Regions from separate parts of the Homo sapiens genome. Here region 2 is linked to region 1. A link is an interaction called in ENCODE POLR2A ChIA-PET data of the cell type or tissue named here. Cell type or tissue: GM12878. All regions are shown on one strand.

What was found. ChIA-PET counts read pairs that join two places held together with the same protein. Peaks named below come from ENCODE experiments on the same cell type or tissue, not always from the same donor. Only the 100,000 strongest peaks of a DNase experiment are listed, where the experiment ranks them.
Region 2: POLR2A ChIA-PET joins it to region 1 with 6 read pairs; 2 of 35 experiments call an interaction of 5 or more read pairs at or near these places.

The regions. Positions count from the first base shown.
Region 1 is chr17:47,935,752-47,939,751 of GRCh38, forward strand. All of the region lies in intron 1 of SP2-AS1 (SP2 antisense RNA 1), which reads right to left. Among named protein-coding and RNA genes, the nearest start is that of SP2-AS1, 3.7 kb to the right of the region's middle. In GM12878, no CTCF peak of the experiment used is centred here; a DNase peak (open chromatin) is centred at 2,376; H3K4me3 peaks cover 473 bases; H3K27ac peaks cover 1,650 bases.
Region 2 is chr17:48,630,469-48,634,468 of GRCh38, forward strand. The region is part of intron 1 of HOXB-AS4 (HOXB cluster antisense RNA 4); the gene reads left to right. It overlaps MIR196A1 (microRNA 196a-1), which reads right to left and starts at 2,091; the gene lies at 2,022-2,091. In GM12878, no CTCF peak of the experiment used is centred here; a DNase peak (open chromatin) is centred at 2,060; H3K27me3 peaks cover 216 bases.

The DNA of each region.
Region 1 (4,000 bases):
AAACAAACAAAAAAAACGAAAGAAAAGAAAAAAAACCAAAACAACAAAACACACACTCAGCCCTGCTCCCACCATGTGCAAAAATGTCCTGCACCCTACTCACCATACGTAACACCCATCATACTGAAAAGCTTAAAAAAGTGGTTTATGCATAAACATTACAGATTAGCATTTTTTGAGCACACCTTGTGGGCTAGGATTGTGAGAAGAAGCCAGAGAAAGTTAAGAGATGTGGTCCCTCTCGTGAAGGAGGTCCCATTCTAACAGGGAATACCAGCCACCCACAATGTATTTGGGAAGCCATCTATAAGCACATGCAAGGATCGTTTAGAGGGTTAGCCACAAGCACCAACAGGCAGGACACCGATAAGTTTCAGCCTCCTCTGATCTCGTCCCAAGCCTCTGAGGACCCACCTCCCTTGGGCCTCTGATAAACCCACTCAGGGCTTAGGCATCTGCTGGCAGAGCACCAAGCACACGCCCTTCTGTAAGTCCTGGTGTTGCTACTCTTGGGGCTCCAAGCTGAGTTCACTTCAAGGCTGGGCCCAAGAATTCCTGAGCTTCAGGCCCTCCAGCACACCCCTTGCTCTGCTATCAGCCTTCTTCCTCTCACCTCTTAGAAAGCTGGACACAGGCCGGGCATGGTGGCACACACCTGTAATCCCAGCACTTTGGGAGGCTGAGGCAGGCGGATCACCTGAGGTCAGGAGTTTGAGACCAGCCTGGCCAACATGGTGAAACCCCGTCTCTACTAAAAATACAAAAATTATCCGAGTGTGGTCATGCATGCCTGTAATCCCAGCTACTCAGGAGGCTGAGATAGAAGAGCTGCTTGAACCCAGGAGGTGGAGTTTGCAGTGAACCGAGATCATGCCACTGCACTCCAGCCTGGGTGACAAGAGCGAAACTCCATCTCAAAAAATAAAAAAAAATTAAAAAAAAGAAAGCTGGATGCTATATTTCACCAGCATCATTACCACTCCTCCTTGACTCTCCATTTCCCTACCACCCTCCCTAACTCTCCCAGGCCCTCTTCCCTTCTCAGACATTCTCATCCTCCCTCGTGGCTCTAAGTGCCACCTCGAGGCTCATGCTACCTAAACCAGTATCATCAGCCCTGACCTCCCCACGAAGCTCCAGACTCCATTATCCAACCTGGCCAAACATGGGTGTCCCATCAACCCTCACACTCAAAATGTTGCTAAGGAATTCACCTTTCCCCCAAACCTCCTCCTCCAACAAGCCCCACTTCAATGAACAGCACCACCTGTGTCACCTAAAGCCAGCCCTGGTGGGTGGATCCCTCCTCTCCACATGCCCTACGCCATACTCATGCATCAGGATCCTGCCCCCACCTTCCACTTAGACAACACCACAGCTTCTCCCAACCTATCCCTGCCACCAGCCTGACCCTCCCTTGCTCATCACCCATTTGGTCACCAGAGCCAGGTTCCAAAACACAAATCCAATCACTAAAGTAAAACTGAAATACATAATTTAGTCAGATAATTAGAAAAAAGGTGGTTTAAGAAAGTAAACGTAGCTGGGTGTGGTGGCTCACGCCTATAATCCCAGCACTTTGGGAGGCCAAGGAGGGTGGATCACTTGAGGCCAGGAGTTCGAAACCAGCCTGGCCAACACAGTGAAACCCCCTCTCTACTAAAAATACAAAAAATTAGCCAGGTATGGTGGCAGACACCTGTAATCCCAGCTACTCGGGAAGCTGAGAAAGGAGAATTGCTTGAACCTGGGAGGCGGAGGTTGCAGTGAGCCCAGATTGCACCACTGCACTCCAGCCTGGGCAACAGAGTGAGACTCTGTCTCAAAAAAAAAAAAAAAAAAAAAAGGAAAAGCATTAGAAGAAAACAGGCAAGGCACAGTCCCCAAACCCACATGCAGACCGTTTTTTTTTTTTTTCTTTTGAGACTGAGTCTTGCTCTGTTGCCAATGCTGGAGTGCAGTGGCACGATCTCAGCTCACTGCAACCTCCGCCTCCCGGGTTCAAGCCATTCTCGTGCCTCAGCCTCCCAAGTAGCTGAGATTACAGGTGCCCGCCACCATGCCTGGCTAATTTTTGTATTTTTAGTACAGACAGGGTTTCACCATGTTGGCCAGGCTGGTCTCAAACTCCTGACCTCAAGTGATCCACCCACCTCGGCCTCCCAAAGTGCTGGGATTATAGGCATAAGCCACCACACCCGGCCATGCAGACTTTTTTGTTTCATCTTGAGAAACCAGTGTGCCTCTCTGTACAATAAAAATGTTACTATGTATTTTCTATTCATTTAAGACTTTCTCAAGAGAAGACTGAAACAGTAAAATAATTCCTTTCTCCCACTCAGAAAGTCCCTGCTCGTGGTTGCGTCAGTAGCAAAAGTAGCTAGCAGGCTTGTTTCCCTTCTGGTTGTGCACTGAGGGGCTGCTTTGTGACCCAGAAACCAAATCCAACTAAGCAGAAAAACATAACCCAAGTCTACTTATTATCCTCAAGACAAAGGGAAAAATACAAAAGGGCAATCAACTGCACACTTCTTTGCTAATCGCCAAGGGAAGGAGACGCTGTCAGAATCTAGCACTTTTTCTCCCCATCTGGTCTTTAAAAAGCAGGAACTAGACACTGGTTCACAGGCTAAAAAATATCACAGGATAAAATATCAGAATCATTGTGTCTAAAAGCCTGACCCTGGGCACCTGCATGATGACTCTGCAGCAAGGAGCACCTATCCCTGCCTGCTTGTTCAGCTTGTTTTCTCATCACCTTTGCTCCAGCAGTATTACATGTCTCCAGGTTCCCCCAAGTGCACCATGCCTTTACTCACAATGTTCCCTCTTGCTGGGACGCCTGTTCCATTGTCCATCTAGCGAAAACTTACTCATTAAGACATCAAATGTCCACTCCCTTTACAAAGCCTTTCCTGACTGTTTGATCCTCTTCTTTTTGCTCCTCTTTACTGTACAGAAACACCCGTTAAAATATCTCAGGAGGCTGAGGCAAGAGAATCTCTTGAACCCAGGAGGCGGAGGTTGCAGTGAGCCAACATTGTGCCACTGCACTCCAGACTGGGTGAAAGGGTGAGACTCTGTCTCAAAAAAAAAAAAAAAAAAAAATCTGCAACAACTCTTAAGCTCACAAATCTGCCTCCCCCTATAGACTACAAGCCCGGGTTGTCATCTTCATCTCAATATTCTCAGACCTGGTTCAGTGCCCGGTCCAAAGGAAGTATTTAACAAATGTCTACTGAATTAATACATAAATATGTATCTACTTCCACTATACTGAGCTGTTGGCTTTTAAGTACATAGATGATCTTAGTCTTGGTGTCCTAGAATCCAGGTCCAGGGTAGCAGCAGCCCAGGAGTGCTGAGTGTGAAGAAAAACCCCATGGCCAGGCACGGTGGCTCACGTCTGTAATCCCAGCACTTTGGGAGGCCGAAGTGGGTGGATCACTTGAGGTCAGGAGTTCCATACCAGCCTGGCCAACATGGCGAAACCCCATCTCTACTAAAATTACAAAAAATTAGCCAGGTGTGGTGGCACACGCCTGTAATCCCAGCTACTTGGGAGACTGAGGCAGGAGAATGGCTTGAACCCAGGAGGCAGAGGTTGCAGTGAGCCAAGATTGCGCCACTGCACTCCAGCCTGAGTGACAGAGGGAGACTCTGTCTCAAAAAAAAAAAAAAAAAAAACCCATGAACCAAACCCATCTGAGTTGAAGTGCACTCACTACTGCTTACACAGGTTCAACTGCAGGGGCTTAGGAGGGCAGGAGTACAGCAATGTTCTTATACAGAAAGACAACTTCGGCCAGGTGCGGTGGCTCACGCTTGTAATGCCAGCATTTGGGAGGCTGAGGCAGGCGGATCACAAGGTCAGGAGATCGAGACCATCCTGGTTAACGTGGTGAAACCCCATCTCTACTAAAAATACAAAAAATTAGCTGGGCGTGGTGGCGGGCGCCTGTAGTCCTAGCCACTTGGGAGGCTGAGGCAGGAGAATGGC
Region 2 (4,000 bases), 690 kb after region 1:
GGAGGCACAGTTACTTATAAGCACATGTGTCTCACAGAATTATGAAGCAGAGGTGGACAGAGATGAGCCGAGTGTGAAAGTGACTGTGGAGGTCAAGCAAAAGCACTGCTGTGTACAACAAAATTAGAAAAGTCCCCAAATCTATGTCTCCAAGCACCAGAGGTATTTCTTCAGACTCAAGATCACAGTCCAGACCCACTCTGGGAAAGAGTGAGGCATGAGGACACTTGCCCCAGTGGGAAAGGACACAAGATCGCAAAATCCTTACCCTTTATGCAAAACGGCCTCCAAAACAGGTATCACATCGAATCTGCATACTCAGGTTCAAATCTCGGTGCTTCCACACCCCCCAAGTGGGGATCTTAATTGTGAAGTAATGAAATCTTCTGCCAAACCTCCCTCCCAGGATGTCAGAGGTGAAAGGAAGGACTGAGAGGTCAGTGGCCCAAGCCCACCTCAGGAATCTTCTTACCAACTCTCAGCCATCAAGGATATCCAAGGCGATGGGGGTGGCTGACTCCTTGGGAGGGGGCATCCAGGAGGCCAAACGGGGTGGGCGGCAGGCAGGCGGAAAGGAGGCGAGCAGGTAGAAGGTTATTACGAAATTGCTTCCATAAAACCTGTGGCTGTTGTAAAACTCTGCTTTCCAAAGACTTTATTTCCTCCTTTCTCTCTAACATTCTCCTTTTTTCTTTTTACAGCACTTTTCCTGGGAGGGGGTGGCCAAGGGACACCAGGGATGGAAGACAGTCAGGCTCTGAGTGACTGGGCAGGTTTGTGAGAGGCCCAGGGAGAAGTGAGATAAGGCCGCAGGGACGCGCCAGGCCATCTCCACCCAGACCAGAGGATGAGAAACTGTCAAGGGACAGAGTTGTTAGCCTTTGCTTATCAGGACAGTGGGTTGAAGGCTCCATTTCCCCTAGGCTAGGGGTGGGTCTCCCTAATGCCCCTCTGCTCTAGCAGAAGCCCCTTGTTCAGAGACCCCCTGGCCCTCCAAGTCAGCCTGGCGCCGAAGCCCCATCCGGTCGGGCCTCTTTCCCGGGCCCCTTTGCACATTTCCTCTGCCTCAAGCAGCAGGGGGAAGGTTTGGGAACAAAAGTTAGCTTATGCTTTGGAAAGTCCCCCTTCTTCCACCAGCACTTCTAGTTATTCCTTTCCTGGGCACAGGGCCAACAGCCTTAAGAGGACCGAGGTCAGAGAGGGTATCAGAGTCTTGCCCTGCCCAACCCCTGGTTTCATCCCTTGTCACTGCATCAGTCGGGGTTGAATTGTCCAACAACCTGGGCTCCCCATTAGCTTGCAAGTCAGGCCCCTCTCCAAGGAGGTGGCACTCAGGACCTATGTGTACCCCCAGCCCAGCCCAAGGCCAGTGGGAAGCCTTTGGCCACTGGGGTGGGTGGGGAGGAAAAAGTCAACTGAGGGATTAGGAAAGGAAGGACTTTTCGGACCTACTTCTGTAGGTCTGGTCCCATAGGGGGCCTTCGACAGGACCCTGAGGGCTTTAGGCTGAGATTGCAAGAGCTCTCAGTGTTTGCCTTTCAGAATGAGACCTACTGAGCCCTCTTCAAGGACCTGAAGCTTCCTGCTGAGGTGGAGCACCAGCCCGCAAAGAGTTACAAAAACCTCAAGAACCCCCTGCATTTCTTTTGAAATCAAATATTTGTGAAGTTGGGGAGAGTTTCTCTGGAAAGTTCTGGATGTAGTTGAGAGCTCAGAGACCCTAAGGCTGGAAGTTGGAGCTCTGACTGCCATCTTTGGGTTGGGCTGAACAGCCCAACAGGGCCAGGGAGGTGCCTCGGGAGAGTTGACTGCTCCTCATCCCCCTTCCCCTCCTAACACACACACAAAAAAACATTCAGAAGTGGGAAGACACTTCCCAGATCTCTTCTCTGGGGGAACATCCTTGTTGCTCCTGGATGAAGGACCTCAAACCTCTTCCCCATTTTGCAAGGTTGATCTTCCAGTCCTGATTCTGCTCCCCTCCCCCAACTCCTCCAGCTAAGCAAGGAGCAGTAACTGCCGTGAATCGGGTGGTTTAATGTTGTTGTGTTCAGAAACCCAGGCCCAACAACATGAAACTACCTAATTCACTCAGCAGTTCCAATTCAAGCTCTAGGTCAAGAGCTCACTGGGGGCAAACCCTGTGGCCATTTTTTTGTGGGCCAAAAAGCGGCTTAACTTCATTTTGCTCCACCTCTTCCCCAACAGAAGAACCCAGTTGCTACTAAACAACACATCGGAAGAACTGAACCCAGGACTCTAGGTAAAACCATTTTGGAGCCGGTCCTGATAGCTCAGATTCCAGAGACATTTGCTGCCTTCCAGGAGCCCTGGCCAGAGAAGAAGACCCTAGACACAGGCACAAGCCTGGGCAGGGCCTCTTTGATATACCTGCTCAGTCTCTGCCTCTCAGCCCAGCTGGAGGTCTCCACAGATAAAAAGAATTCTCAACTTCAAACAGATACGAAGGTGCATCTATACTCAGCACCCTGCTAGCCCCTGTATTCCAGGTCACCCAGCCTCCCAGTGTAGCTCTGAGAGGCCAGATCTTCAAGTCCTACACACCCCCCAGCTTTGAGATTGGGGCTCAGACAGGAGAGTGAGACAAAAGAGTGCTGAGAAAGAAAGTGACAGAGAGAAAGGTGGAAAAGCAGAGTGTCAGAAAGTTTCGGGAATTCTAGGGAACAAACAGAGGAAGAATGGGATTTGGAGGGGAAAGCCGGTTGATCTGAACAGTTGCTGTGAAGGCACCCTGCCCAAAATGTCCCAGGGCCCTGGCTCTGCAGAGGCCGAGCTGCCCCAGGTAAGACAATTCATTCCGAATCTTCGCAGAATAAGGACTGAGAGGCTAAGGACTGGGATTGGGACACAGAGAACAAATTTGCTTCCTCCTTCCTGACCTTCGGTCTGGGTCCTTGGCCCCCTAACGTGCCCGCTCCTCACCTCTGCCTCTCCAGACACCCGCCTGCTCACAGGTGCTCACGCTCACACCCGCACCCATCGCAAAAACGCAGCTGTGCAGGCCGAGGGCGGCGGCGGACTTACCTGGGCGGCGGCGGTGCCGGCAGTGCGCGGCCGTCGGAAGGTGCGGAGCCAGCGGCCGCGGCCCAGTCCAGGCTCCCTCCCGCCCTCGCCCAGAAGCGAGGGTCCGAGTGGCCACGTGTCCGGCAGGGAAGTCCGAGGTAGCGAGGGAGTCCACCTGGCCGCCCGCTCCCCCTCCCGGGTATAAATCTTGGGGACCGGAAATACAATAAAACTTCACCGTGTTGATGAACTTCAAACGGTTTACATCCCCTCCTGTCCTGAAAAGAAAGACGTCCGGGGGCGGATTAAAAGGAAGGGGAAACAAATTTACGAGCGGCAGAAGCACCCGCCTCGGCCCCTTTCTTTGCCCGCACACTTTGTCCGCGTGGAGAGAAGCAGCCCCAGCCCCCGGGACTTGGCCTCCGCCGAACCGGCCGCCAGGCGCGCTCTTCTCTCGGAGGAGTCGGCGCTGACCCAGCCCGCGCCCGGCAGAGACTGGAAGCCGCCGCCTACACGGAAAATCCACAGAGCCCCGCGCAGACCCTATGATCGGCTCGGCCCGCCGGGCTTGGGATGAGGCTCCCTGCTTCTCGCTAGAGCAGAACTGGGCTCCCTGGCGCTTCCTTGCGAAAGCCCAGGCTCTCCCAACCACGCCCGGTGGCCTCCATTTTTTGCATCTTTCCGCTGAAAGCGGGTTTTTTCTTTTTTCTTTTTTTTTGACAGAGTCCTGCTGTGTCACCCAGGCTGGAGTGCAGTGGCGCGATCTCGGCTCACTGCAACCTCCGCCTCCCGGTTCAAGCGATTCTCCTGCCTCAGCCTCCCGAGTAGCTGGAACTACAGGCGCCCGCCACCACGCCCGGCTAATTTTTGTATTTTTAGTAGAGACGGGGTTTCACAATATTGGCCAAGCTGATCTTGAACTCCTGACCTCGTGATCCACCCTCCTCGGCCTCCCAAAGTGCTGGGATTACAGGCG